Linked DNA regions of Mus musculus: region 1 is linked to region 2. The links are chromatin loops, found by intact Hi-C in ENCODE. Cell type or tissue: heart. All regions are shown on one strand. Each heading gives the region's core, and the rest is flanking DNA. Links, peaks and the distances in the headings are about the cores only.

What was found. Hi-C counts contacts between places; a loop is a spot of excess contacts. Peaks named below come from ENCODE experiments on the same cell type or tissue, not always from the same donor. Only the 100,000 strongest peaks of a DNase experiment are listed, where the experiment ranks them.
Region 1: it touches region 2 in a loop (3.0-fold over the local background); 2 of 42 quality-filtered maps call a loop at or near these places.

What each region holds. Positions count from the first base shown.
Region 1 is chr19:60,572,171-60,587,753 of GRCm38, forward strand. Cacul1 (CDK2 associated, cullin domain 1) reads right to left here and starts at 8,853. Exons shown (of 9, transcript NM_030197.2): 1 at 8,158-8,853. The coding sequence starts at 8,548. In heart, for the core only: no CTCF peak of the experiment used is centred there; DNase peaks (open chromatin) are centred at 8,181 and 8,911; H3K4me3 peaks cover 2,500 bases; H3K27ac peaks cover 2,397 bases.
Region 2 is chr19:60,217,054-60,232,636 of GRCm38, forward strand. Fam204a (family with sequence similarity 204, member A) reads right to left here and starts at 9,648. Exons shown (of 8, transcript NM_001358273.1): 1 at 9,591-9,648; 2 at 4,001-4,251; 3 at 3,437-3,524; 4 at 3,277-3,307; 5 at 2,987-3,086. The coding sequence starts at 4,243. In heart, for the core only: no CTCF peak of the experiment used is centred there; a DNase peak (open chromatin) is centred at 9,638; H3K4me3 peaks cover 1,515 bases; H3K27ac peaks cover 1,191 bases.

The DNA of each region.
Region 1 (15,583 bases), core at 7,214-9,713, 350 kb after region 2:
GCTGTGGGTTACTAAGTCTCCTCCGATCAATGATGCCAAGGTTATCCTCTAGCCTCTACACATACTCTCATATATGTAGCTCATTGGGATCAATGCATGTAAGACCTCCGCAAAACCCAAAGGACCTCTTAACTATTAGAGGTACTAGGCTGACATACTGAAGATAGATAGATAGATAGATAGATAGATAGATAGATAGATAGATAGATAGATAGATAGACAGACAGACAGATAAATGGAATACTTAAGATTATGGAATCCAAGATATTTAATCCAATGCCTAAACACACCTATTAAGGGAAAAAAAAATATACAATACCTGTGATATAGCAGAACTCTGAGCCCCAGAATGAAGCCAGCATGGCAAAAGCTGATCAATCTGAGAGCCCAAGCTGTCTCAAGACCTCTAGCTAGAATAAGACTTCACAGAAAAGAAAGTTCCAAGTAATGAAAAAGAGGTTAGTAACATCCATAAAAACACCTAAGACTGAATACACGTGGAAATGGATCTTGAGGGTGCCAAGCACCAAGGGAGTTAACTTCAGATAAGACCTTAGAAGTAAGCTTACGGGCTGGTGAGATGGCTCAGTGGGTTAGAGCACCCGACTGCTCTTCCGAAGGTCCAGAGTTCAAATCCCAGCAACCACATGGTGGCTCACAACCATCCGTAACAAGATCTGACTCCCTCTTCTGGAGTGTCTGAAGACAGCTACAGTGTACTTACATATAATAAATAAATAAATCTTTAAAAAAAAAAAAAAAAAAAAAAAAAAAGAAGAAGTAAGCTTACTAAAGGCTCTCTGCTCACCACACCACTGAGGATTTGTTCAATTAACAACACCTAGTCTGGATGTCAACCTGCACTACAGTCAATCCCCAGTAAATCTGTATCAATAGATTGGACACTAAAAATGAACATCAGGGAGCACACACACAAAGCAATAAAACAAGTAGGCTGACCAGACAGCTCAACAAATAAAGCCTGAAACCCTAAATTCAATCTATAGAATCCATATAAAGACAGGAGAGCACTAACTCCACAGTCTTCATCCTCTGGGAAACACTCACACACACACACACACACACACACACACACGCATGCACAGCATGCACAGTTTTTAGAGAACTATTTTTGTTCAAAGAGCAAACAAATGAGCGGTGCTTCACTACTCATAAAGCAAAAGTACTCTACCAAGTGGAAATGGGGGTGGGTTGGGGGAGATAATCTGACAAATTCTAAATTCAGGAAAATCAAGGAAGATAAACACAGAAAAACTGGTCCTTTGGGAATATCACAGTTAAATTGCTGATTGCTAAAAAGATAAAGCAGGGCCAGAGATGTGGCTCAGTTCATAGAGTGCTTCAAAATGCCCTGGGTTAGATAATCGGCAGGTATAAGCTAGGCACAATCCCAGATTTCCTGGCGTGAAGGCAGGAGAGTGAAAAATTCAAAGTCATCCTCAGTTACCAAGACTGCTAGAGCCAAAAGATCCTATAAGAATAAATAAATAAAATATATTGTATGCATATGTGATATCCTCAAAGAATAAAAATGATTTTAAGTTAACAATAAAGGTCAAGAGACAATAGAAAGATGCTAATGAGAAAAGGGGGCTATACATATAGAATTTTATAGATACTATACATACACAATTCAGTAAAACATAGTCTTAGAAAATAAAGACTTCTATAGTCAAGCAAAAGCTAACTAAGTCAAGGACAACAGAACCAAAGCAATCCCTGCCAATTTGGAGGGAAATGTGCCGAGCTGTACTTGGAAGATCTAGAGAGACACTGCTAGCCTGCCTTCCTTAGAGCCTCAAGCTATCTTTACATCTGTCAGCTTGGATTCACAAACAAGAGCCTAGCATAACTCACCTCTGAGAGGCTCCACCCAGATGACAGAAACATGCAGAGACCCAGACTCAGCTCAGAAAGTCTGGTGGAACAGTTGGGGAAAGGATTGAAGAACCCAAAAGGGACATGACTCCACGAGAAGACCAACAGAGTCTAACTTGGACCCTTGGGGGCTACCAGAGACTCCATCAACAAACAAAGAGCAGTCAAGGGCTGGACCTAACTGCCACCTATCCTGCTTCCACATATGTAGATGTACAGCTTGGTCTTCATATGGGTCCCCTAACAACTGGAGCAGGGGCTTACCCTGACTCTGCTGCCTACCTATGGACTGTGCTCCTCTAACTGGGCTGTCTTGTCTAGCCTCAGAGGGAGAGGATGTACCTAGTCCTCAGTGACTTGAGGTGCCAGGATGGGTTGATTCCAAGGGATGAACCTCCCCCTTCTCAGAGGTGAAGAGAAGGGTAGGGGTGGAGGAAGGTCGGTGTGAGGGAGGGACTGGAAGGCAAGGAGGCTGCAATGGGGATGTAAAGTGAATGAATGAATGAATAAATAAATGGGGGGAGGGATATTACCATGCTGGGTGGTGGCAGCAGAGGAGGGTCACCCAGCACTCAGGAGGCAAGAGGCAGGTGAAGAGTTTGAGGCCAGTCTGATCTACTGAATGAGTTCCAGAAGTACCTGGGCTACAAATATAAACAAGTGTCTCAGAAAAAAAAAAAAAAAATTAGCTAAAATTTTTATGGAAGCCAAAATCTAAAGGAAGAACAGCAACACAAAGGATAATATAAAAGATTTCTTTCCCAGCTGTCTTAGTCATTCTATTGAAGTGAGGTGACACCAGGACCACAGCAACTCTAATAAAGGAAAGCATTTAACTGAGAGCTTGCTTACAGTGTCAGAGGCTTAGGGAGCATGGTGACAGGCATGATGCTAGAGTTGAGCTCTACATCCTAATCCACAGGCAGAGACAGAGACTGTGCCCGGTATGGGCTTTGGCCAATGACACTGTCCAACAAGGTCACACCTCCTAATCCTCAAATAGTGCCACTTCCTGACTATTAATCATTCAAATATAAGAATCTAAAGAGGCCATTCTTACTCAAAAAAAAAAAAAAAAAAAAAAGACTAGGTTCTGACTCTCTAAAAAGTAAATCTCATCTTATGATTCTAGAAAAGATAAGCACACACACACACACACACACACACACACACACACACACACACAAAAACATGGCAGATTAGGAGATGCCAGGAGGTGGAAGGAGGAGTGAGGACTGATTGTATAATGGGTATAAACATTTATTTGGAAGTGATAAAAACAGCATAAAACTAGAAAAAGCAGTGATTGTACCACACAATGTACTGAATGCCTCGCAACTATTCACTCTAAGATGGCCAATAAGTTGTGTAGTTTTCACTTTAAAAAATATTGAATGGCTACCATTAAACAATGGTCACCTAGGTCATGGGATACCTAAGTGTTTAACAGCTATCTACAGCAGTAGCACACAAATAGGATAAAAGAAAGGAAGATGAAGAACTACAGATTTTCAAACTCTATGTGAGAGAGTCTAGCAAAGGCCATACTTTACTTGAATTTCCACACTGCAACTCTTCGGGTTACCACTAAGGAGCAAAATGGATGATAATAAGCCAAACTGAAGTCATATTTCATCAAAAGTGGGCTAAACATTTAAGATCCACACAACATATGGGTATGGCCAAGGACTTCCTCCCTGGGACTGGAGTTTAAAGTCAGTTTAAGACCAGCCAGGGCCTCAAAAAAAAAAAAAAAAAAAAAAAAAAAAGTATCAAAAGATAAAAAACTAAGAGAAAGAAAATAGATAATGGACTTCAACCTTACAGTAAATGTGAAAAATCTTCAATTGAGCTTTTGAAAGAGGCTTGGGGCGGAGCATGGTGGCCATTCCTTTAATCTTGAAGGCACAGGCAGGTGGAACTCTGAGTTCCAGGACAACCAGGGCTACAAAGAAAATCTCCATCTCAAAACCAGAAGGAAAGAAAAGAAAGGAAAAAGAGAGGGGGTTAGAGAAATAGGGGAGGAGAAAGGAAGAAAGGAAGGAGGACAGACTGATAGACTGCCATAAATTTTTTAAAAAGCAAGATCCAACCACATTTTGTGCACAACAAATGCAGTTTAGATTAAAAACAAAAGGACTAAAAAAGACATCACACAATGAACCTGGAAATCTAAAGTCACTGGACACTACCAAGGACAAACAGACATTCCATCATAAAACACCCAGTCAAGGACACAACAATCCTGAACATGACACCCCACATAAAGGGGCTCGTGAACAGAATTGAAATCTATACATATATTGTCAGTTACTTTCTTACAAAACTGTCAAAATGGCAAGGGTAGTTTTAAATTGAATACTGCTGACACAACTGGACATATATGAGGAAAAGAATGTGTCTCTCACACCACACACACATAAGCTCATAATTCAGGCCACAGGTTAAAAGCTAAACTCACAACATTTCTAGGTGAAAATGTAGAGGAATTTTAATCCAGTAACACAGCTAGTCTTGCAAGGGATCACATCCAAAGACCTTCTAGTTCTATGTGATCTGGCTGGAATACAGACAGGCCTTTAATCCTGGGAGACAGAGGTCTGCTCTGAGTTCAAGGATAGCTTGGCATAGAGCAAGTTTCTTGTGTAAAAAAAAAAAAAAACAAAAATAAAAATAAAAACCAAAACAAACAAACAAACAAACAAACAAAAAAACCACCTTAGGTCTGGGAATGATAATACTGCCATCCAGCACTCAGGAAACAGGTAGGCATTCGGGTCTCTAGTTCCAGTCAGTCAGTTTTGTTCAGTCAGTTAGGTTCAGTTCAGGAGAGCTGAGTTTGTTCATGAGTCCATGCAGTTCAGAGCAGGTCAGCAGAGGCAGGTGAAGCCAGAGAATAAGGAGGAGCCAGAGGATTAAAATACCACTTTCAAGTCAAGCAGAGCAATTCAGTGAAAAGCTGAGAAAAGCTAGATTGAATCAGTTAGCTAGAAGAGCTTGAGCCAGAACAGCTGAGATGAACCACCTCAGAAAGAACTAAAAAGGGAGAACATAGGCCTCCAAGAAAGCAATCACATCAGGCAAGTAAAAAAGATATAAGAAAAATTTTGACTTTGAGTTACACAAGTATTTCTCAGGATACAAAACAAACAAACAAACAGGCCATAGAAGAAAAAGACTGATAAAAATCAATTAACATTGAAGCTAAAAGCATCTTCTCTTCAGAAAAACACCAAGAAAAATACAAACCACAGGGAGAGGACATTCCGAATGCATGCCCAAAGTTCACAAGGATGTCTTTAAACTCAGCAACACCAACAACCCAAGAGCAAGTAGCAGATCTGAAGTCTCATAAGACAGACCAGAAATCACCTGACAGCGGCAGAGGCACATGTAAATAAAAGACAGCAGAACCCACTACTGCCCACCTCTGTCAGGCTACAAGAGCAGCCAGCACTGTGTCAAAAGTAATGGAGTTTGTCAAACAAATCAAACAATGTTGGTGGTACTTAAATTGAATTTCTAGATTCAAATGGAGAAAAGGGACATTCCTATAATAATTTGATTCAAGAACATGGAAACAAGCCATTTAGCGAATTCTTCCTCAGTTACTTATTAAAATTACACTGTCCTTAAGTCTTGTGTATTATGAGGTTATTTCAGTTATAGACACTATAATTTGTTAAACTATTATACAGATATCTATTTTTGGTACCATTGCTACTAGTATACATTTTATCTTTTCTAGGCTGGTCTTCAACCTAACAATCCATCTACATTGTGTTTTTCTTTTGGTTTCAGTGGTTCTTGATAAATGAAATTATTACCAAATTCTAAAGGGTTTGTTTCAGGGGTCTTGTTTGTTTGTTTTCTTGAGACAGAGTCTACCTTGGCTGACCTGGAACTCAAAAGATCGTGGTGTGTGTGTGTGTGTGTGTGTATTTGGGGGGGTGGAATTAAAAATGTGAACCACCATGCAAGCAACAAGGACTTTTCTTATTATGTTAAGGAACACCCATGGGTAGTTACCATCTTATAGTGACTATACTGAAAATGTCTCCATTATTATTCCTATTAGCTACAGGTATTGACTTTTAAATAGTTATCCTGCACTCTCTGAATTACTAAGTTATCCTTGTATCAAGTACCACAATATCAACTAGGTACTGGATATTGGCATTTAAAAAAGTTATCAAGTCGTGACTTTTTTCCAACCTACTGAGATAAATCACAGCAATATATCGAAAAAAAACTTGGACAAACCGTGAATCACAATTCTTTTGACATAGTTAGATCTGATGAGCTAATAGTATACAGGATTTTCATTTCTATGCTAACAGGTGTTAACACAACTATAATCTTACCTAGTTTTAAATCAATATTTCACTAAACCTATAAAATGGACTTGGGGTTTTAGTTTTGTCTTGCTTCTGTGCCCTACATTCCAGAATTTATAAAAAGAAAAGGTTATGGAAATGAAATGGAGCTTGTATACAAGAATATCTGGACCAAGAGATTTGAAAGGGAAAGTCTTCATCACTACTAGCACTACTACTAGTCTCAGCTTAGTCCATCCATGCTTAGATAACTTAGATAACTTCTGAGTTAATAGTTCCCTAACTATCATATATTTCATTTACCTTTTCAAATTTATTACCATATAATAAAATCTAATATTCTATTTTTATTTTTCATTTATTTGCAACTTTTCCCCTTGACCAATCTTTAACAGGTCTTAGCTTCCTAGCCTTTTTGTTTTGTTTTGTGACAGGGTCTCACATATCACAGGCTGGCCTTTAACAGGATATGCAGCTAAGGAAGATGAAATTCTTGATCATCCTGCCTCTACCTCCAGAGTGCTGGGATTGCAGCTGTGAGCCACCAGGTCAGGTTTTATAAGTTGCTGGGATCAAATCTGGGGCTTCCTGACTGCTAGACAAGCACTCTTTCAACCTGGCTGCATTCCTAACTCCCTTTATTAATCTTTTCAAGAAATAACCTTTAAGTGTGGCAAATTCTTTTGCTCTGAGCTTAGCTGATGACGACTTCTGCTCTTAATGTTCATTTCTTAACTCATCAAAGAAAGTCTACTTAAGCATTAATCCAAACTGTCTTCAGCATTTAAGGTAAATCACACTGCAACTATAAAGTCTAGTTTCACAACTTAATCAACATACAAACTGCATTGTGTAAATGACTGTCATGTGTATGTCTAACAGGGAATAATCATAAACAAAAGTTCCTTTCTACACCCACACCAAAGTGTCTGCCTAAAGCAGTATCTTGAAGGCAAATAAGTAATGTGTGCTAGTCCCATAAATACTTTTTTCTAAGGTTGTGACTATCTGCATCAGGACAAAAAAAAATTTCAACAGCTAGGTGGGCAATTACTGTTATAGCTTAATAAAACTTAACTAGAAATAAAATCTCCAGTTACATTAGGAGATGCCATTCTAAATTTGCAGCTAACAAGGACCTGGCCACCACGTTCCTTTTACACTGTCACCACCACTCTGAACTAAAAAGCACTACTACCTTATTCTTTACCTAGCTATGGAAGCACACTGCCTGATTGTGAACATTTTGGGGTCAGTTTTTATCTTCTATCTGCAAGTGAATTTCAAGGCAGACCGCTAAAAAGTTCAACCTGCGGTAGGATCCTGGTTACAGTCACTTGCTGAACCGCTTCTCTGGAACGTGATTTTACACATCAACTTCAAAGACTTGTAGCAGTTCCCACTACATAGTAGAAGTAACTAAGAATTCCCTGACAGGATGCAAAAACTCACAGAGAACAAAGAGTTGCTAGAGACCAACGTTCAGAAGCCCGATTTGCTAAAAGTACAGCGGCAAAGAATACAAGAACACATTTCTTTGCTCTCTGGTTGAAAAAAAAAGACGAAAGGCCTCTAACGAAATTCAAGACCGCCTTACTTTTCCCTCTCGCTCTGTAAGGTGAAACTTTGAAGGGGACACCCTAGAGAAGAGCTTACTAATGTTGAGAGATGATCAGGAGTATTAAAGATCTTTTCTAAAGCATAAGCTGAGGCTGCGCAGGTGTAACAGGCAACACTGGCTGGCTGGCCGGATACTGGCCGCAGACACCGAATCAGGGTGGGAGGGTTAAGAGAAGGAAAGAGAACTAAGCCTGGAACAAAGGAAGTGGAGTTACTCTCAGGGCGGGGGGATTCCACGAGCTGGTGTGGAGAAGCCTGGCTGGGGGGTGGGGGTGGGGTCGTGGAGGAGGGACAGACTCACGGAACTTGGAGGTGGAGGTGTTGATGTTGATAGTGGAGCTGGAGGTGGGGGCAGGGGCCGTCTTGGCCACCGCGGCGGCTGCGTCGCAGCTCTTCAACATCATGATCACCCCGTTTGGTTCCGGCAAGGGCGGAGGCCCCATCGGGAGCCCTTCCTTAGGACCCTTCCTCTCCATGGAGCCCGCGTGCACAGCCAGCAGCTGTCCCCCCGGGAGTTCTCGGCCTGGATCCGGGATGGACGACGAGGGCCGCGGCGGCGGCGGCGGGGGCAGCGGCGGGGCCGGCGGAGGCTGGCGGAAACTGTCCGCGGCGGCCTCCCAGTTGTTGTGATTCTGGTCGTCCATCATTGCCTCGTAGGTGAGCATTTCCTCCTCCTCCATGCTCTCCTCCATCCCGCCGGGCCGCGGCTTCCCAGGCACCTGCCCGCCCACCTCAGCCCCCGGGCCTGGGAGCGCAGAAGCCGCCTCGAGTTCACATCGCCCGGAGCCCTCGCGGGTGCGGCGGAAAATCCAGTGGCGCACCGAGCGCTTTCGCCCTCCGTCAAGACGACTCCGCCGGAGGAACCGCTGACTGAGGTGGGCACTCCCGGGGTCTGGTTCTGAGAGGCAGCCGCAAAGGGCTGACGTCCCTCACGACATTTTACAGCAGTTTCTTCTGGCCTTTGGAAAGGGCTCTGGGGGAGCGGCCAGGAAGGCACGTGATGCGAGGGACGGCCTGGAGAAAGCTGGGCGAAAAGGGGGCGGGAGCTATGAGTCACCTCAAGGCGAATGCACCCAGCGGCGCGATTCCCTCTCCCTCCCCTCCCCACTCCCCCCTCCCCATCAGTTTAGACCAGGTGTCCAGACCCGGATTCGCTGGCCCCGCCCCCGGCCGACATTACGTGATAAAGGACTTTGGTCTGCGCACGCGCATTCTCTAACTTGTTGCCACAACTAGTCTGGGTGTGCCCGAGAGTGGACCCAAAAACGGCGCACCAACGCTCTTATGTTTAACAGCCCCCTTCCCTTTTCTTTTTTAGTCTTTTCGTCTTTTCTTTTTTCTTTTTGTACTCCAAACTGGGCTCCAACTAACTCCAAGCAGTCCTCTTTCCTCAGCCTTCTGAGTGTCCCTTCATACCCCATGCTGGCTAACCTTTCCATAGTGAGGGTCCCCCACCGACACAGGCTTTTTGCCACCCAGACCTTGACCTCGCAGCCTGAGCCTTTGCTTGGGGAATGAAAGGACAGTGTGGCAGTAGGCCCTGGGTACAGACTCCAAAGGGTAGACTGTTGGTGTGTGCCGTTTTTTAGCCCTAGGTATCCCAAACTAAGAAGGACAGAATATTGATTCAGAAATTGCACAATATACATTCCTTCCCAGAGTATGTGAAACATTTACAAAAGATAAACATACTGTGTCTCTAAGCAAGTGTCTCTGCATGTCTGAGGACTGACATAACCACATTCTCTGACCACTGTGCAGTTAGAAACTATTAGGGTTCTCTAGAGTCACAGAACTTATGGAATGTCTCTATGTATTAAGAGAAATTATTGGGATGAATGACAGTCTGCAGTCCAGCTAACTTAGCAATGGCCAGCTGTGATGGGGAGCTCTAAGAATCTAAGTAGTTGCTCAATCCCACCAGGCTAAGTCAGCTGGTCTTCTGTATAAACTAGAATCCTGAAGAAATAGGTTCCAACAGATGTGTTGGCAAGTGCAAGCAGGCAAAGAATGAATGCTTTTTCCATTGTCCTTATGTAGACCTCCAGCAGAAGGTGCGGCCCAGATTAAAGATGTGTACCACCATGCCTGGACCTAAGCTTTTGTTTAATGGAACTTGCTCTGTCTCAGGCTGGGCTTGAACTCAGAGATATGCTTGCCTCTGTCTCCTGGGATTAAATGTGTATACCATCTTGTCTGGGCCTAAGCTTTTCCTGGGCACTGTGCCTCAAGTTCTAGATCAAAAGTGTGTGTCATCCCATGTCAAGACCTGGGTGTCTTCCAGCTTCAAGATCGGGATTGCAGGTGTTCCCTCCATTTCTGGATTGTAGTTCATTCCAGGTGTAGTCAAATTGACAAACCAGAAATAGCCATCACAGAAACCATTAACTGAAGGATAACTGGTAAGTCCCCACTGTGTTAATCTTTTATCAACTCATCAATCTGAAAGTGACTATGAAAACTTTTAGAACTGATGAGATTGGTACAATTATAGTAAACTTTCCTAGAAGGCCCTACTCTAAGGAGTTTTTCCCAGCACACTGTTAAATACTGAACTGTTCATGTGTATTTTGTTAAGATACTCCATATATAACAAGCTTTCATTAACGTGGAAAAGCATAACAGGCTGAGCCAGAGAAATCTTTGATAGAGTCTATTTAGGTGGCCATGGGTAAGAAACAGAAGGGAAGGTGAATGGGCATTCGATACGTGGTTGATTTTTATTTAGAACTTTGTGAGCAATTATTAAATTAGACCTCAAGGAGTTCTGGTAGCTATTCTTGGTGGTCAACTTGACTATATTTGGAATGAACTACAATCCAGGTTTCAAGGACACACATGGGATCCAGATCTTTAGGTGGGAAGACAAACATTTAGTCTGAACCACACCTTCTGCTAGAAGCCTATATATGGACATGGAAGAAGAAAGCTTTTACTCTTTGCCTGCTTGTCCTCACTTTTCTAGATCATCCATTCCTTCATGAGCATTGGAGCCTACTTCTTCAGGATTCCAGCATATACAGAAGACCAGCTGAGACACCCATTCTTGTGAGACTGGGGAACTGCTAGATTCATGGACTTTTTGTTCACAGCTAGCCATTGTTGGATTAGTTGGACTGCAGCCTATATAAAAGTCATCCCAATAAATTCCACGTATATGTATATATATGCATATATATGTGTGTGTGTGTGTGTGTGTGTGTGTGTGTGTGTGTGTGTGCGCGCATTTCATAAGTTCTTGGATTCTAAAGAACCCTGACTAGTACAGGTATATTATGCTTTAATAGTTATTAACTTAAAACCATTTCTGGTTTGTTCAGTATTTAGAGACAATTACAACAAAATAAGGAATGCTGACCCAACAGTGGGCCCAGGTTAATAATTACTATATCCTTCCACAGTCCCAGAAGTTAGCCTCTTTGTTTGGTTTTTCTGTTTGTTTCTGTTTCCTAGTAAGATAAGAATTTTATTAAAACAGTACAAATATACCTATATAATATATGTTTAAGTTTGTATACTTAGAGAGAACACCAATTTAAAATATCCATGTGTATTAGTCAGGGTTCTCTAGAGTCACAGAACTTATGGGTAGTCTCTATATAGTAAGGGAATTTGTTGATGACTTACAGTCTGTAGTCCAACTCCCCAACAATGGTCAGCAGCAGCTGTGAATGGAAGTCCAAGGATCTAGCAGTTGCTCAGTCCCACGAGGCAAGCAGGCAAAGAACAGAGAGCAAATCTTCCTTCTTCCAATGTCCTTATGTAGGTCTCCAGCAGAAGTTGTGGCCCAGATTAAAGGTGTATACTACCATGCCTGGATCTGGGACTTGCTTTGTTCCAGATGACCTTGAACTCAGAGATCTCCCCATCTTAATCTTCTGGGATTCCTAGCCACTTTCTTTTTTGTTGTTGTTGTTGTTGGGCTTTTTTTGGTTTTTTTTTTTTTTTTTTTTTTGGGTTTTTCAAGACAGGGTTTCTCTGTGTAGCCCTGGCTGTCCTGGAACTCACTTTGTAGACCAGGCTGGCCTAGAACTCAGAAATCCACCTGTCTCTGCCTCCCAAGTGCTGGGAATAAAGACATGCGCCATCACTCCCGGCTCCTAGCCACTTTCATGCCAAGATCCAGGTCAGAAACTTGTATCTCACAGCCTCCAGATTAGGGTCACAGGTGAGCCTTCCAATTCTGGATTGTAGTTTATTCCAGTTATAGTCAAGTTGAAAACAAGGAATAGCCACTACACCATGGTAGTTTATCTGGGTAGGAGGGGTAATGATTCTTTAATCTTTGTTCTTATGGATTTGTTGTTGTTATAGTTGTTGTTTTATCTCTACAACAAGCGTTGTTGGAGACCCAAAGGTCCAGTCACCCACAGAGCACTAAGGAAACCAGGAATGTTAAACATACGTCTCCTCAATAAAGGGAATAAAATGCCTGCATTCCACGAAGAAAGCTGGGAATAGATGTTTTTCACAACCTGAGGACCTTTGGCTATTTGTAGAGCCAGACCTCACTCAATTCCCCCAGAATGATTATCCCAGACTTTATCTTCCCTCCCTAGACCTTTATCTTCCCTCCCTAGACCTTTATCTTCAGCTTCCAATTAATAGAAACCATCCTTAGGGAACATTGAAGTAGAATTTTCTAGATATGCCATGTGATGTAAAATCACATGGTATTTTGCTAAGGCAAACTCATGTGTTGTTTTGTTGAGACAAGACAGGTAGGAGGATATATGATGTTTGGAGAAAGAAGTATAAATAGGGTTCAACCGACAGCTAGCCTTGCAATGCTTTGTTGGTCTGGAGTCCTTAATCTTTGCCTTTGCTGGTCTTCAGTCTCTTGTCCTCTGGCTGGCCCTGGTGGGTCCCACTGACTCGTGCTAATCTGGCAGAGGCCTGGCAGTTTCTGCTGGATGGTGCCACCACTGATGATTCCTTTTTTTTTTTAATATCTAATTTTTTATTAGGAATTTTTCTTCATTTACATTTCAATGCTATCCCAAAAGTCCCCCATACCCTCCCCCCCACTCCCCTACCCACCCACTCTCACTTCTTGGCCCTGGCGTTCCCCTGTACTGAGGCATATAAAGTTTGCAAGACCAAGGGGCCTCTCTTCCCAATGATGGCCAACTAGGCCATTTTCTGCTACATATGCAGCTAGAGACACAAGCTCCAGGGGTACTAGTTAGTTCATATTGTTGTTCCACCTATAGGGTTGCAGACCCTTTTAGCTCCTTGGGTAATTTCTCTAGTTCCTCCATTGGGGGCCCTGTGTTCCATCCAATAGCTGACTGTGAGCATCCAATTCTGTGTTTGCCAGGCACCGGCATAGCCTTACAAGAGACTATGCTGACACTACTGAACTGGACTGCTGGTGTCCTGATTGGAATTGCCCCAAAGAACTACTTCTAAAAAGGTTCAAATCTCGTTGTCCTATTTACTATCTTTTTTCCCCTACATTTGAACAGTGATACAAGCGGGGGGGGGGGGGGGGCTCAAAGCATTTGAGAACCCTTATTAAAAGTAAATTTTTTAAAAATCTAAGCCTACATGGCATGTCACGTGAAGTTTATAGCCTGCTTACCTCTATACTATCTCAGTCAGAGACCACACCAGATCATAGACCTTAGCTATAGAACCCATTTTCACGGGCACATGTACTTTGTGAAGGAGTCTCTATATAGTCATGTCTTAAACTGCATTGTGTACCTGGAATTGGAGTGATTGTTTCCTGGAAACCCAAGTTATACTGTTTAAATATGCTTATAATGAACTGCCTATCATCAGACTTGTTAGAAGTTTGATCCAGACTGACTAAGTCAGCCTGAACTGAGTTTATATTCTTTTTTTTTTAAAGATTTATTTATTATTTATTATATGTAAGTACACTGTAGCTGTCTTCAGACACACCAGAAGAGGGCATCAGATCTCATTATGGATGGTTGTGAGCCACCATGTGGTTGCTGGGATTTGAACTCTGGACCTTTGGAAGAGCAGTCAGTGCTCTTAACCACTGAGCCATCTCTCCAGCCCCTGAGTTTATATTCTCATCTCACTGAAGCTTGCAAGGACCCCCACAAAGCACTTACTATTTTTATAGAAAGAAAAATGTTTTAACCCTTAATGATTAACAAAACCAATATATGGATAAGTTAAAAATGTTTGTACTGCCTTTCAAAAAAATTATGTTAAATCTATGATTCATTTCTGATCTAAGCATTGCTTTAAAAAGTCACAAGTCCATTTGCTCTGATGTCAGAAAAATAAAGTTTCCCCATTTTGAAATTAGTAAAAATCATCCAAAAAATCAGTGTCCCCAGATAAGATGCCTAATTTTTCATTAGTCTCAATAAAACAATAAAGTCTTGATTTAAACATAATTAGTAATTTACTTAATGAAAGAACATTAACATTTGTGAAGTAAATTTGTGTGACACTTACTTGGCCTACCAAAAAATCACCCAGGTATAGTTAGTCATATACCTTACCACATATTTACCCCTGTTTTAATTTTGTCATAAAAATCTACTTATCAAGGGAGGAAAATGGTACCTGTGTTATTTAACAGTTTGTTGACTGAATGTTTAACATCTAAATGTTTCAGCTCTTATTAGAAAGGAGCCTGGGAATGGACCAGAGAAAGAAAAGGGCTATGCGTGTGGGTGCTGGGAGTCCCTCATGAGAATGATGACAGTGCAGAGATAAAGATGATCCAGGAAAGAAGAGAGGGGTGCATGAGCTCAAGACCAGGAGATGTCACTCTGAGGAGGTAAAACGCCCCTGTAGTTTAAGTTAGGAAAGGAACGAAGAAAGTGAAATGGCAGCCAGGGGGCCCCATCACATCTTCCCTGCTCCCAGATAGAGCATGCCTTTAGGAGGTAACCATGAAGCCAATACTCAAAGGACTGTTAAGTTCAGGGTCAGACAGAGATCTGGAAGAAGTGATTGAACAAACAAACAAACAACAAAAAAACAAAAACAAGTGCGTAAAACTCGGAGGGAGGGCTGGGGAGATAAATCAGCAAGCAGTTAAGAGCACTTGCTAATCTTACAGAGCACCTACATGGCAACTCACATCTATAACTGGCTCCAGGGGATCTGACACTCTCTTCTAGCCTCTACACAAACTATACACACAGACTGCACAACTATACATGCAGGCATGACACTCATACACATAAACTAAAATAAATAAATATGTTTTACATAAAAAGATAGGCTGGTCCCACTATGGAGCCAGAGTTCTAAAAGTCACCATGAAGAGATCGGAGCATGTAAGAGAAAAAGAATGCAAATTATATCAGAGCATCACCGAGAAGTTTGAAGAAGACAAATGAGAAGTGTTTTCAGGATGGTGACATGCCAGAGCCATACAACAATGCCTATTCCCAGTGGCATGTCAGTGGAGGAGGATACCCAGACCAAATGCAGCTCAGCTGTGCCCTGCTAGGTCCGATCTGAGGGAGTTGAAATGCACGATTGGTCTTCTGCCATCAGCCAGTACACCAGGTGCCACAGTATCCATGATTGGCACCACTGAGCACAAGACACCTGACTTTTCATGGCTGGTCAATCCAGGCAATTCTCATCAGCACCCCAGGTGTTTGGACCAAGATGCTTCACGAACTTGGCCCCAGCACTCCAGGGATTAGCCTTGGGCAGAGACTGGGATTACTTTTACGGATGTGGCTGATGATCTGGGAGGAATTGTTTCTATCTTGTCATAT
Region 2 (15,583 bases), core at 8,592-11,091:
TGAAGGATTCCTTTTAATATGTGCCTAAAGCTCTTTAAGTCCAACAATATCAGAATGTGTTTTTACATAAATCTAACTCCTAAATATTTATTTGAATAATATATCTAATCTCTAAAGCATAATACAAATAAATTATATTCTGAAATTTGATTTTGACTGAATTTAAATATCTAGGAGCAAAATGATACGATTTTTCCATAGAGAAGAGGAAGGAGCAACATATAAATATAAACCTAAGTTATATATTAAGAAGTCACATGTAATGATTTTTTTTTATTTTATATATAAGTCATACAAAACTTAGTTAAGTTAAAAACTAAACTTACTTTAGAAAAACTCAGATTGGGGCAAATGACTTAAGTTTAAAGTCTTACATCTTACCTGCTATTTGTTTTTAAGCCAAGTAATACTAACCTTCTGCTTCTTCATTTATTTTATGAAGCTAAAACTTGTCCTCCCTATAGAAATCATCATAGGATCATAAAAAATCACTGTGACTCTTACTCCATGAAGTTTTTCCCAACCCCCTGTGCCTGTCTCCCTATGCACTCAAAATAGTCAGATTTTGATCTAACCTATGTCCTAGAGTTCCACATAAAGGTCTAAATGGAATAAGCATTCTATCACCAAAAATAGATAAATAAATAAATAAATAGTTTGAAAAACCTAAAACCTAATCTATATAACAGCACTTTCCTCTCATGAACAACTTTAAACAAACATCAAAGACAATAATTCTAAAAAAAAAAAAAAAAAAAAGATAAAAAACCTATAGTTTTCATGCCCAGTGTCCATTTGATATACCCAAACAACTTCAACAATGATGCTAATTAATAAAACTGAGTCAACTACGAAACACTTGAAACATTTATAGTAAGATGAATGAGTATAATTTACTCTTCAGAAATTCCCATGTAAATCTGAAATAATCATGCTTTAATTACATAATTAGTGATATCTATTACATCTTAATACAAAGAACACTTTAATACAGCATTGAATATTAGGAAGACTATATGTAAAAAAAATTACAAGCGTGTCTACATGGTCTGGCAAGCAGGTGACAGCAGTGTTACAGTACACATTCTGGGCTGAGCATCAGTTTGGCTTGGCAGGACTCCAAGGGAGGGTATGATAGACATGAGATTAAGAAGTTTTGTTTTGCTTTACTATTCTTGAGGGTTGAGTGAAAACAAAATAAAGACTTTCTGGTAACAGATCAGCCTCTGCTCCAGAGAGTAAATGCTAGGCTGGAAATCCATATTTGTTTACACCACACCACGTGTCTGCACAGTCCTCACCAGATTCCTAACTATCTGTTGGACTTACATGTATTCAGAGCTTTTATCGTGGTGTCTCCAGTATGGACATTTTGCCTTTACTTTTTGAAAAGTTTATTTATTTTGCTGATCTCACAGTAGAAGCCTCGGCAGGATCCCGAAAGGAAGCATCATGTAAAATCCTGACCCCAACCTAAAGAGTGAGTGCAGACTGCTGGCATGCAATCACAGGCAACTCCCGAGAGGCGCTGGAGTTATTCAGCTGCACTAAACCCTTCCTTTCCTTTCATGCCTGCATTTACTTGTAGAATATTAAGCGCTGGCTAAATACAAGCCTGGCCAATAACAGTTTCCCTGGTTAGAAGACCCATAACGTTCCTCGCCAGGTGTCACTTATGCAGAGGACTCTGCAAGAAGAGTCTAAACTTACACAATGGATGCACCTGTGACTACAATCAGACAGACTCACAGCAATTTCTGTGAAACAGAGTTCACACTTTTAACTGCTGTTTTGACAGAAATGCATGTGAGACAAAGTGCTAGGTGCTAAGATGGAGTTCTTCAAATGATAGGATGAAGAATTCTTGTAGCTCCTTACAAACTCTAAATTCTACATGAATAAGAGCTAGTCATATCTAGCCAGTCCTGAGATTATACAACTTCAAACATACGGTAACAAGAGTTGTTATCACATCCCACTTAGTCCTCTAACCCTAGGAGAACCAGATTCTCATGCTTAGACCCTACCAATAGCCTCCATAGCCTCGAATACCTGTTTTGTTCCTTCAAGGCCTGTCCTCATTTCCAGAGATTAACAACTACAAATACACACCACAAGCTCACACTGCTCTGAGCCCCCACCTCATTACAGTCGTTAGTCACTCTGTTCTTGTGTTCTGATTAACACTCCTGGCCCCAAAATGAATTCTGAATAGGTTCTACTCTAAATCTTCTCTCCTCCTAACTTTTCTCAATTTTCTAACTAGAATTATTGTGTGTCATCACTTGAAAAAAACCTAATAATGCAAGGTAAATACTTTCACATTAAAACTGCAAAGCACTTGTACTTTCTCCATCGTCATCAACACCGTTCTCACTCAGGATCGTTATCTTGTGCTGAGTCTGCTGTTCTCATTCACTTTCGCTACATCACCACCTACCTATTCTCCACCACAGTCAGGGAATCTTTAAGCATAAGTTAGACCGTGTCACTCTCTTAAAGTCCAAGTGTACTGTAAATAAAACCCACTCTCCACCCATGTCTGGCAGTTCTACAGTATTATCTTGAGGCTTGAGCTACCCTCCTCCTCCTTCTCCTGACTTCAGTCCAGCCAATCTAACCTTCTCACCGAAAAACAAACAGGTCTCATATTAACCCTTCCTCTAGAGTCCTCATCTACGTTTGAGTAGCCTCAGGTTGGTCATTAGGTAAAGGCTTTCACCACCCTCCACCATTTCAGTGAGATGGCTCCTTACAATAGCTTTCTTTCGCTACCTAAGGCAAAGGGAGTGAGGCTCTCACAATAATATTTTTACAACTTATACTTTTGAACAGTTTTAAACTAGATAGCTACTTATTAGGTACACAACAGGACATTTTAAGTTTCTAATTATATGAATTAATGAACTAGTATTTTAGGCATAGCTATCAAAAATATGTCCTGTTAGCTAAGGTGGAAAATATAATAAATATAAAAGGTTCTTACCTTCTCAACTTTTTTCTGTTTAACAGGGGGTTCAAATCTATCATTGGCTCCAAAATACTGAGTAAGCTCTTCCCACTGGGTCTCATTTGAGGACTGCTCACTGCAAGAAGATAAATTAACTCTATGTACATAAATTATGGCTCTTTTTACTTTGTCTATTTTTAACTGGTTGCAATAATTACACTTCAATGACTACTTCTCATGTCTGATCATTACCAAAGGTAAGTAGTGCAGCAATCTAGAAAATCCCACAACACTGCTGAATAGTAACTACTTTAAAATCTACCTACCTGTGAGATTCCTTTTCATTCTTCAATTTGCCTAAAAGAAATTTAGAGTGTCAATACTTAATTATGCAGCTATTATTTCAAAATCATGTTTTAAGAAATTAATTCAATTAATCAACTTAAGAGTTAGCATAACTAACAATCTAAATTTAAAAATAAACACCTTTTTTGGAGCGTTTTCTTTTTTTCTGTCTGAATCTTGGCGTTGAATTTTTCTGTTCAGAATTTTTTTTATGCAATTCTTGAAATTTCTATGTAAAAGGAGAAAAGATGTGTGTGTGTGTGTGTGTGACTGAAGATAAACATACAGTTTAAAAAGGAACAGACATGTTAAATAGAAATCCTTATGCTCTGCCATTTCTAAAGCCACCAACTAAGGAATTCTGTTCTTGAAATACTTTAGTCCTCACAACTCTCAGCTGAATTGGGGCATTCACTGGTTTTGATATAAGCTGTTTGATAGTGGAGAATGAAGCTCAATAACTCATATAATTAAAGGAAGAAATAAAGAAATAAACTCCTTTATCATGTTAGGTAGATAATCCTATGAAGTAGATAATCCTATGAAGGTTTTACTACTTCTACTTATGTAAAATAAAACTAGTATCCAACAGTAGAATCTGTTCTGAGGCCCCTCTACTGTCTGTTATATCCCAACATACTTTGCCCACAGCACAGAGAACACATGAACATGCATACTTTCCTAACCACACAAAGGGAAACCTACATTCCATATGTTTAAGGGAATCCCAGAAGGACACTTCTCATATGCATCCGCATCAGCCTCTGTCTCCGTCTCTGGCTGGCCTGTCGGGAAGTCTGACACTGCTGGCTTCGTACTGCTGCCAGTCTTTCCATCTTCCTGTAAATTATGTTCTGAAGGTTCTGGGTTCTCTAGTTTGATTTCATCCTCAGAATCTGATTCAACATCACTTTCATTTAGTCCAGGAGGTAACAGCCCACTCCACATCTTTTCTTCTAATAGGAGAAAGGGAAGGATGAATTCAAACTCAAAGAGTAGCCATGGAAACTATTTTAAAACCACTAACAGATACCACAGGAGACCAATATGTCTGCCAATGACCTAAGGACAGCCAATTTAAACTTTAAAATCTAAAATGGATAAAACAGAACCCTGATTTTCTTAAGTATGGACTCTTCTGCCTAAACGACGCTCAGTAAAGCACTCATGGCTCAAGAATGTCAGTAGGAACTTAAAACAATGTAGTTTTAAATTTTTATTTTGTTTTGTTCTTTTACTAAGACAGGGCCTTACTCTAGAGCCCAGGCAGGCCAAGAATTCCCGAAGACCCTCCTGCTTCAGCCTCCTAAATGCTGCAATTATACACGTGAAACATCACAACTAATTTAAGGCTCAAAATACCATGTTTCTCACTGTGCCCATAAAAGAAAATAAAGGTGGATGTGTCATCTACACTGAAGCATATATAACTTTCAAAAGGCATGTTGTCTAAGAAGCAGGAAAACAAAGAAAAAAAACTAAGTTGTACATCTGTATTTTAAAAGGTGTAGCAGTATGTGCCAACAAGATGGCTCAGCAAGTAAAGGCACTTGTCATCAGCCCTGACGACCTGAGTTCCACCGCACATGGTAGGTGAGAGACAACTGCAAGATGTCTTTTGACCTCTATCTATGTGCTATGGCATGGACACCCACACCCATACACATATATAAATGTAAAAAAATATAATTAAATAAAATTTTAAAAGTGTGGAGGTAAAAGAATATATCCTAGTTTTAAATTTTACAGTTTGGTAAAATTAAATGAAATATAAATCTAAAATTTTAACAAGCATACAGCTCTCTTGAGTAACAATAGTATGTATTTGGGAAATAAGTTTAACATAGTATTTGGCATTATCTGTATTGCCCAATGGTATAATCATTAAGTTTCATGAAAATGACTTTTAGAATTCGTGTAATCATGTGCAAAGATTATCAAAGTTTCATTTGATCTCCATAATACAGCCTATTTTTTCCATACAACTGAGCCCAAATTGATTGCATTTCTCATATTTCATCATCAGTGAAGAACAGAAAGCTATCTTGCTGGGTCTCCTCATTCTCTGCAGGTCACAGGTATCAGGATCTCTGCATTACTCTGAATTACATATTTCTTTTAAGGACCTCCTCAGATTCAAAGAAGCAGTATTTTTGTGTTTTAGGATATGTTTATCAGTATTTGACTTTCTGAAACATTCTCTTGCTTTTTAAGAAGACTCAACTGGACTCCTGACTCCAGTTCCTCTAGAGGAAGAAGGAAATTACTTAACAACCCTGATCCTCAGTTTCTTCATCTGTGGCACAGGATAATTACACTGGTTCGTCTGAGGATTAAATGAGATACAGTACTCCACAGCATTCAGGAGGCTCTAGGGGCTCAACGTTTAGTGTTAAAATTTAAAAAATAAATAAATAAATTTGAACTGTGCGTCAAAAAGAAAAAAAAAAAAACCAACTGTTCAGTGGTTCTTGCTATCATTTCTGTGGCCATGAATGCATTTTTATCACTCCTAGTATGGACGAAGAACCCATAAGATACCTCTGAAGTTTCTAATATTTGAAGCGTTTCATTTGTCAACTGATACGAATCATGTTCCCCACCCTGATCTGCAGTCTGACACGAAGCTTCTCTGAATAACCTTGTGCTTGGCCTTCTGAATAGAGCAGTAAAATAAGAGGCAGACAATCAGACAATGAATGAAACTCAAATATTAATGTTTCTCACTTATAAAGGTTTGCTCTAAACTACAGTGTGTAACTTTCCATCCAGAACATAAGTTCAGCTCAAAGTAGAGACCCCCAAATTATAAGTGTTTTGACTTATAAAACCTGCATCTCCTCCAAGCTTGGTCTTAGGTTTTAAAAGACAAGATGAATGAAGTCTTGAGATACACTGTGAAATGAGCCAGCGAGAACAGCGTAGTGAAGCATCTGCATCACCTTTAGGTTCGTTATCTAGTTGAGGATGTTAAAATTAACAATTTCAGGCATTTTTTAAGCATGCCTGGGGCCTACTATAGAAGAACTGCCCATGGCAGTTCACTGCACGCTAGATACTCTCAAGAGTCTAGGAACCAAAGTACACAAAGGAGAACCAGGAGCTTCACAGACCAGAATCCGCACCGCAGCATGGAAATGTCACTCGGCCTGGGCCTTAGACAGCATGGCAGGCTGCTGTTTGAGCACATCTGGAGTTTCACAATCTATATTCTGGACATTCAAATGTGATTCCCCAAGGAGAGCGGTCTCAGGTACCCTATAGAAGGTATCATTTCCTCATCAGTTTTCAGGCAGCTACCCAGTTTTCACGGCTTTTTGAACTTTCTCAAAATTACTCTTATTGACTGATGATAAAGCATTTAATATGCTGATACGGTATTTTCCTGGTTTGACAGTTTCTTAAATGGACCTGAAGAAAGAGGAAAAGTTAAAAGATCCTCCAAATCCATACTACAAAACTCAAATAAGGTTTGTTTGTTTGCTTTTTAACTCAGTTCCTTAAAATCTTTAGTCACATATCAGTTTCCCATGATACTGAGGGAGGGGGTGGCCCAAAACAAAAGGAAAACAAAAACAGATGTAAGGAAGATTAAGGTTTCTGCAGATAAACACAGGTAACTGCTGGTAACGAGCTTGCCTAACACAGCGGTCCAGTTAAGCAGCAGCTCAACTGTAAACTAGCCAGTATGGAGAGGCTGACTGGTAATTTCTGCCTTGGGCTCCTGTTTGAAGACACTGTCTTTCTGCATATACATGTCATTCATACATTTTCCAATTGGTGTCATATCTGGCCTCCTGTTATTCCTGTTTGGGATTCTCAGAAGGGTGATTAATTCTTTGAAGTGTCTCTTTCATTCCTTTCAGGTTATATGTCTTTAAAATTCCTAGATTAGTCTCTGAGAATATTCACTCAGCCATTTTAAAAGGATGTGGAATACCAGACAAACAGAAACTCAATTCTATGTAGATTATAGCCAGGCCCATAGCACAGAAAATGAATTAACTTGTAAGCTTTCAGTTTTTAGCCTGTAACCCAGTATTTAATTTAATCATATCCTCAAGGAAGATGTAAATGAGCCACATTTCTCCTTTTTTCTAAAGTTTGAAATATCACTTCTTCATTTCCAACACTTCACCATTGCAGTTAGGACTTTTCCCATGTACAAACTATTTTGTGTACAACGTGGGACATATCTTCTAGTTCTGGGCAGACATCATTTGCTATGAATTGAATTTCTAAGTCTAAATAAAGAGGGTTTCTTTTACCCTCGAAAAACAACCACAACCATTACTGAGCAGACTCTGGCAGAAAGCAATGCATTTAGAACAAAGTGGTTCAGCATCTGGTAATCTATGTATTCTTAAGAAGTTTTATAATGAAAGTACTGAAAGTCACTAAGCTAATTATCAGTTTTTGTTTTTTTTTAAATCCAGTATTTTACTTTCCCCCTGGTAGCACAGTATCATCTACCTTTAGGTGAGAAACCCTAAATCCAGTAAAGTATATTCTTTACCTGTTACCAGAGATGTTGACTATACACCTCATTCTCTACAAAAAAAAAAAAAAAAAAAAAAAATTAAAATTAAAAAGGATTTAGTAAATACCATCTTTTGAGATACAGAAACCATAGAGATAAAAAAAATACCAATTATAAAAGTTCTAGTTTGTGTCAGATCTGTAGAAGACTAGTTATAGAGGTAAAAATAGTCTTGAAAGTCAGATGACTTCCATCCTGAGCAGGCCATTGTATTTGCCTGGGTTTTCGTTCTTTCTAAGCTTTAAAACGAAGGTATGGTCAAATACCAGTGCGATGGTCTCACACACACCTTTAAAATGTTTATGATCTTAATGGCCTCAGAGTCCTAAATGACCAGAGCTGCTTTACTCTTTGATCAATATAAACGCAGCTTCTCTCCTCTACCTCACTAGATGATCAGTTTTCAGAGGCTCTGCACAGGGTCCACTGAAAAGGGGCAGGAAACCAAGTTACAACAAAAGACAGACAAGCAGCAGGAGAAAAAGAAGGCAGACCTGTCACACACCACACACAAACCAAGAGGCAGGCACTAATCTTCATCACAACACACATTAGAAACTAACAGCAACTCTTTCTACAACTGGCCAAAATCATTGTGATCCAGTTACGCCTGACAGCTTTAAATTATGAACTTTTAGAGGGCAAAGTTGGTGGCGAATTCTTGGAGACAAAGATTTGGGAGACAGGTCAAATCTAGGCAAATTTTACTAATAATTTTTTCTGCACTTTTTGCATATGAAAAAGGGGAGATATTATACTAAGTAACACACTGAGAGTCACATTTAGAGATTTGAGAAATGTATTTCTAGACCACAAAACTGGTTACAAGCAATACCCAAAGGATAAAATCTGCGCATCCAACAAATTTTCTGTCTCTACTATGCCAGAATTTAAGCTGCATTTCCATCAAGTGGCTGTCTTATGTATTCGATTTTAAATAATCACAAACATCTAAATTTAATCCTATTTGTAAAATAATTATAACCGCCATCCTCTAACCTATAAGAGCATAATAAATAGTTCCTGAACTTTGGAACTAGTTAACTGACACACTTTTAGGCTTAAGATTATCAACATTAATGTAAATGTCTTATTTATTGTTAGAAAATGTGTTCCTTTTTCTTAAAACGACACAGAAAACCCGAGGGGAGTCAGGGGCCTCAGTTCAGATATACTTCAAATAAGTTATTTATTTTTTGTATTTTTAATCTTAAGGATAGGTGAGTTTGAATTAAAACAATGTTTACAGCCAAGGCTTGGAACCCACTTTCCCCCGGGACCCTCTCTAACTTGTGTGGAAAGATTTTAAACCACGCAATCCATGCCACTGTACAAGTACTTACAAAGTTCAAGACTGAGAGGGTGGCTCTGAAAGGCACACCCCTTCCCGCACGGACAACCTGGAACTCGGCGGCACTCACCCGGTGCGAGGCCGCACCACCTTCAGCTCTCCAGCCGCGTCAGAACTCGCATCGGGACGCCGGCGGAGCGGCGAGCCGCGAACCTCGCTCTGGTCAGCCGCAGTTGCTGTGTGGGCTTTCGCGCTCCTCGCTGGCCCGGGACCGGACGGCTACCTCACGACGCCCCCGGAGCCCAGCGGCGCCCGCCCGAACCCAGGGTTTTCCAAGCCCGCTTCGGCAGATCTGCGAGGACGAGCCGCCCCGACTCCTGCGCCGCCCTCCCTGCCTCGGAACACAGCCCGACAGGCCGCCGCGAATCCTGCCGCCAAGTCGCGCCTCGCGAAGCCGAACTTACCAGGGAGGAAACAGCGGCTCGGCGGCCATCTTAGAACCCCGCCAACATCGTGTCTTCTGATTGGCTCGGGCGGATCAGCCAATCGGCTGCGGCCGTTCTGGCTCTATGGTCGCCCAGGGAACAGCCTGGCTTGCCTAAACGCCTCTGCTAAGAGGAGCCTGTTGAGGTTTTGTTTTTGTTTTTTGTTTGTTTGTTTGTTTGTTTGTTTGTTTGTTTGTTTTTCTCCTTTTCCTCACTTTAACCAAGCGATTTTTTTTTAAAGTTTTGTCCTTTCCTCGCTCCTTTCCTGTGCTGGTGAACTTGGCTAAAGAAAATGCTGACTTCGATGCCCACCTGAGTTCAATGGAGAACTGTAGATGATCTCTTCAAGGAAGGCTTTGCTTCCTTCGCTTCCTCGCCACCCCTCTCCCCAGCCTTTCCTATCTTTTTGCGTATATTTGAGTGTCCACTGTGTTCCAGGCCTCATGCAATTCTCAACCGGATTCCAGTTCTCCAGGGACTTTCCAGTCTGGTTGACCGAATCAAATCCAGCTAAGCACCCCCTACTCAGAAGTTGATTTACCAGGCTGGCATAGTGTATAGGTCCTGATGAGGGGTTTACCGGCGTGTAAATGAGGAAAAGAGCAGAAATTTTCACCATGTGAAAACAGTAAATCCAGGCGATGATACGGGGATGAAGTAGGACCACTTCAGAAATGCTTCCATTTTCTGAAGTACTGTTCTGTACTCAGATTATGTTTCTATTTTCTTGTGATGGTTATATAAGAAACTACAGGGCTGAGAGATAGCTCAGTAAGAACCTAAGTTCATTCCACCCTCAGAATCCGTATTTTAAAAGCCAGGCATGGCAGCCAGCACTGTGGATGCAGACAGGCAGACTAGCCTACGAGGCAAGCTCTAGGCCAGTGACCACAAAAGACAGGTGGGCAACCCCTAAGGAACTACACTTTCGAGTTGTCTTCTGACCTAATGCACATGCATTAGAACACATATATGGCACATGCACATACAAAATACAAAGCCTTGAACAAGTTTAAAAAAACTTATGAAAAATTAAACTTTGCAGAATTGATTTGAACAAACAGTTGTTTCATGAATAGACTCTGGCCCAGTCAAAGTTCAGAGTGTTCCATCAGTGAGCAAGCAATCTTTGTAAATTAAAAAAAGGTAAAAAGAAACATATAATACTGTGGTTGGTCATATCTTAGTATTTACCTTATAAAAACATGGTGTGATCAGCTGTCATACTGACTGGCTAAAAGTCAACTACTATGACTGACTAAGACTCAGCAACACGTTATAAGAATACTAACATACTCTTAAGTGAAGCTGCAGTTCAAGCTATTTAGTTTTTCAAAGGAAGGAGTTGGTTGTAGGCCAAACTTAATGCACACATGGCTTAACTTACAGTAATTTTCACTTATTCACATTATGAACAAGAACCTTTTAAAATATTGTGATGTACAAAATTCTTGCCTCTATTCAATAATGTGAATGGATTAATCATTATTACATATTTAATCCTAATATTTAAACATACATTATACCCATGCATTGTCCAATAACTTCTGGAAGATATGCAAGTTTATGATGTAGTGTTCTAGAATCATGATTTGATAAGTTTGCATGACGGAGGATTCCTTTCAAGCATTCCCTGATTCTAGGGAAAAGCATAACTATCAGCATTGAGCAGGTAATTGCTGTGTCAGTTTGCTGTGAGTTGCTATAACAAAATACCACAGACTGGGTATCTTAATCAATGCATTTCTCCAGCTCTGGATTCTGCAATGTCTGGCACATGGTCTTTTCTCTTGGCTTGTAAGCAGCTACTAGCTCAGTGTGCTCACATGACCTAGTTGAAACACAGTTTAGGAGAGTGCTCTGAAGCCCTCATAAGGATACTAATGGGACCAGGTCAGAGACACATTCTTTTGATTTTACTTTGGTTACTCACTTAGAGATCCCATCTCCAGATATAACTATGTGATGGATTAAGGCTTCTACATGGATTTGGGGGAAAACTATATTTATTCCATAACAACTGCTAGAGGCAGAGGAGTGACCAGAATAGTGAGGGGGCAGGGAAGAAGCTATAGCATGGGGTAGAAAGAAATAATGCTAGCATGATTAGTCCCTAGTTTTTTCTACATTCATCCCATCCATGAACGCTCATTACTTACTGCATGTGATTGTGCATTGGGTAGAACTGGAATAAAAATGCCAAAGATGTACAGTCTTAGCATATATACGTTTATATACATATATAATTACATGTATGTTTTCCAAATGTTAATATGAAATGTCTTAAATACCCGCTTATGACACTAATAAAGTTTGATAATAAACAAAAAGCCATATCTTGGATTTTTGTTCTGGCTCAAGACGTGAAGCTGTCAACTTCTGCATATTATGTTTTGCAAATTTTCTAAGGAAACCATCAGTGATTTGATTTATTTTAATCAATAAATTTATCTTCCCTCCAGAAAATTCCTACTCTGGAAACCTGCCAAGCCATGTGTTTTATGAATGAAATACTTGTATTTTTGAGATTTCAGTGAAACGTAGATTTGTTGAATACTTCTTTAGTAAATCATGGTGAACTATGCCATGCAGCTAGTGAATTGTGCTGGAATTGCATTGCATCTGGCACTAATTTCAAGCATGTAAGTTTCATTTAAATTTCTCATATCTTCAAAAACACAAAGCGGTTTTTCTCTGCCAAGGAACATTACGGTTTATGAACAGTTTTCCCTCATATTTAATATTTTTAGTACAGAGATTAAAAGTCACACCCATGATATAAAAGATGAATTGTGGAATTCTTTTTGGTAGCTGCTAAATCTCTGATTGATGGAAATGTTCTCCAAATATAATGAAGTCCCTCAACTATTTCTCATTTGGATAAAATGAATACTACTTTGTTGAACATGTAATAAATGTGATTCTTGCTGAAACTGAGAAAGAATAATTAACTTTCCTCTATACAAAGTACTTCTTTTTCAAAATTGCAAAAATATGGTCTCCTGACTTATGTAGAGAAATTGAAACCAGGGAGTTCTAAATCTCATAATTATGTTGCTATCCATCATGATCGAGAAATAACAATTTATCTGGTTTTCTTTTCTACATTTTTCAGAGAAAAACATTTATAAACAATGTTAAGCCTTTCAAGAATACAATTAACAACCAACACTATAATATCTGCAAGAACTGACATCTGAGGAAAGAAATGTTCTGTAATATAGGGTATTCCTTATACCAAGAAGCACCTTTTACTTATTGTTCATGTCTAATACTTTCAAATTCTTCAGGTCTAATGGGGAAAGACAACAGAAGAGGGAAGTTTAAGGAGTACTTGTGTATGTTTATATTTTGCCTTTAGTATCTTACACAGCCCTATGAGGTAGGAATGTATAGATAAGAGTTGAGGTAAATTGTCTAAGCCATACATCCAGTGATGTACAGAAACAAGATAAGGCATACAAAGTTAACAATCGACACAATGGACATGCTGGACCCTGAGTTTCTGCTTCCCCCATCTATTATATACTGCCTCATAAGAAGAGGTTTCTTAGAAATCCCAGCACAGAACAGTCAAAAGTGTAAACATCTGAAATGATCAGTGTAATGACATAGCCAGTGAGATTTCTATCTCCTTTCCTATTGCCATACAGTGGTGAGTGATCCCAGCCTATCAGCAGCCTTCAGTCATCCCTGGTTTGATGCACTGAAATCTGTTAGTCTCTCCCTCTTCTTCTTAACACTTTCACTTTAAAAGACACTCCATGACCCGCTTCATCTCTCTATGGGAAGCAATGTGTATCAAGTATAATAGGAAGCCTGGTATATGAGACCTTGTCAATAAGTAGTTTTCTGATACATAAACACCAAGGAGCTCATGAATGTTGACAGATTGCATTACACTGTTAGCACCTTTCTGGTTTTTGCTGTATGTCCAATGTCATCTCTGTCTAAAGTTTGAGGATACAGAAGTACATGAGCAGGCTTGTTAAAATCTTGGCAGGGGTGAATGAAAGTGTATTAAAGTGAAATGGAGACTATGACTTAGGAACATCTGTGAACAAACAGTGAGTTCCTGGGATAACACGACTTAGTGAAAACCTAAGAAATCAGCTTAGCACTGGGCATGGCGATGCACACCTGCAACCTTAGAAACTGGAAGGTGGAGGAAGAAATATTGCAAGTCCACAATCATCTCGGGATGAATAGCGGAGACCCTATCTCAAAAAATATTCTTGGGCTAGACTTGGAGCTTTTCCAAAGACAAATGTTCAAGCTCTAGTGGATTCAGTGGAAGGATTTATAGGATTTTGGTGAATGTTAAATAACCTTGTGCATTTGAAAGGTAGACTTGGAGCTATGTGAAGCAACATACTTTGCTAGAAGACCATTTCAAAAGAACTACTAGCACCTAGATAAGTCCATGGAACAGAGGGTTAGGGGGATTTTGAACACCAACTTAAATATTTCACCCTTCATTTTTTTTATTGCCTTCCACTCTAGTTTGCATTTCATTGTAACTGTGAACGCGTTTCTTCTAGTCATATAAATTATAAAACGTCATTAACTAAACGTGACAGCCAAACACCCTCCATTGTCAGCTGTTTACCAGATACGAGCTGCTTTCTATCTCCTGTACCATATGGTGATCTCCATGGCTTGGTATCTTGATCTGATTAGGGATAATGAGGGGGTGAGGGGAAAGGCAGACACTAAAGAAGTGACAGACATAGGGACACAGAGAAGCTGGATCAGTGGTCTGTATGCACTGTCATGGAATGGTACTAATTACTGCAGCAACCCAATCTCAGTCTGCTTATTTTCTAAGCCCAGAGGGGAGGACTTAGCTAGTTTTAGTAGGTGGGTCTCTGTAGGCAACAGTCTTAGAGAGTAAACATGCAGGAGGAGGAAATTGCAGGTACTAGATATGTACACATTGATGAGTTGTAAACACTTATACTTGCATATGCTAGACAATCCTTTGTGAACACTTGTACTTAGACCCCACTATGAATTTGCCAATTTCTTACAGTCTAAGGCTTTGGTACTTGACATGGCCACGCCCATGTCAAACAACACAGGACTTCAGTCACTCTTACACCTCCCCTTATCGCTTTCCCAGCTCTCTATAGGACTATATCCCTGATTAGTTCTAAACCACAATAAAGCTGTATCAAATGACTAATGTCCATGCAAATGGTCTCCTCCTAGGACTCTTGGGGACTGAGTCAATATATTTTCCTGGTGCTATTAAAAATAATCTATAAAGTACTCTCTGAGTGTCCTTGTATTTTCATAATCCATAGTGATTGCCAGTTTTGCTTTCTCAGCCAGAATACTAACTCTACTGAAGAAACCATATTTGCTAAATTGAGGGTATCCCAAGTGATCTCATATAACCTCACTCTTGCTATACTCTGTCTTAGAAAGCTTTTCAAACTATTTTATGTGTTAGTTTCTTGTCATATGAAAATACGACAAATTGCTTTCTCAGAGGAAGGGATCAGCTAAGTATAGGCATACTATCTGGAAACCTATCAGATAACTCCAGTGTAGCTTGTTCTCCACCATCTTTCCAGTGACTCATAAAACACTCTTCCTAGGATTCTAACAACCTTACAAGCATGGGGGGTGAAAGGACCTACCTTTTGTAAAAAGCTGTAAATGTTTAATGAAAAAAAATTCTTGTGTGTGGCCAGAAGACCCATTCAGAATCTTTTTCAAAGTCTGTACTATTGAAAGTATCAGGGGAAGGAAAATCATGTCTGATTTACAGGTTGTTAATTGTTTTGTTTGCATTGTGATGTGGTATTGTCTTCTAAGCCCCGAGAATCAGGTCAGCCAGAATACTACCTCTACTGAAGAAACCATATTTGCTAAATTGAGGGTATCCCAAGTGATCTCATATAACCTCACTCTTGCTATACTCTGTCTTAGAAAGCTTTTCAAACTATTTTATGTGTTAGTTTCTT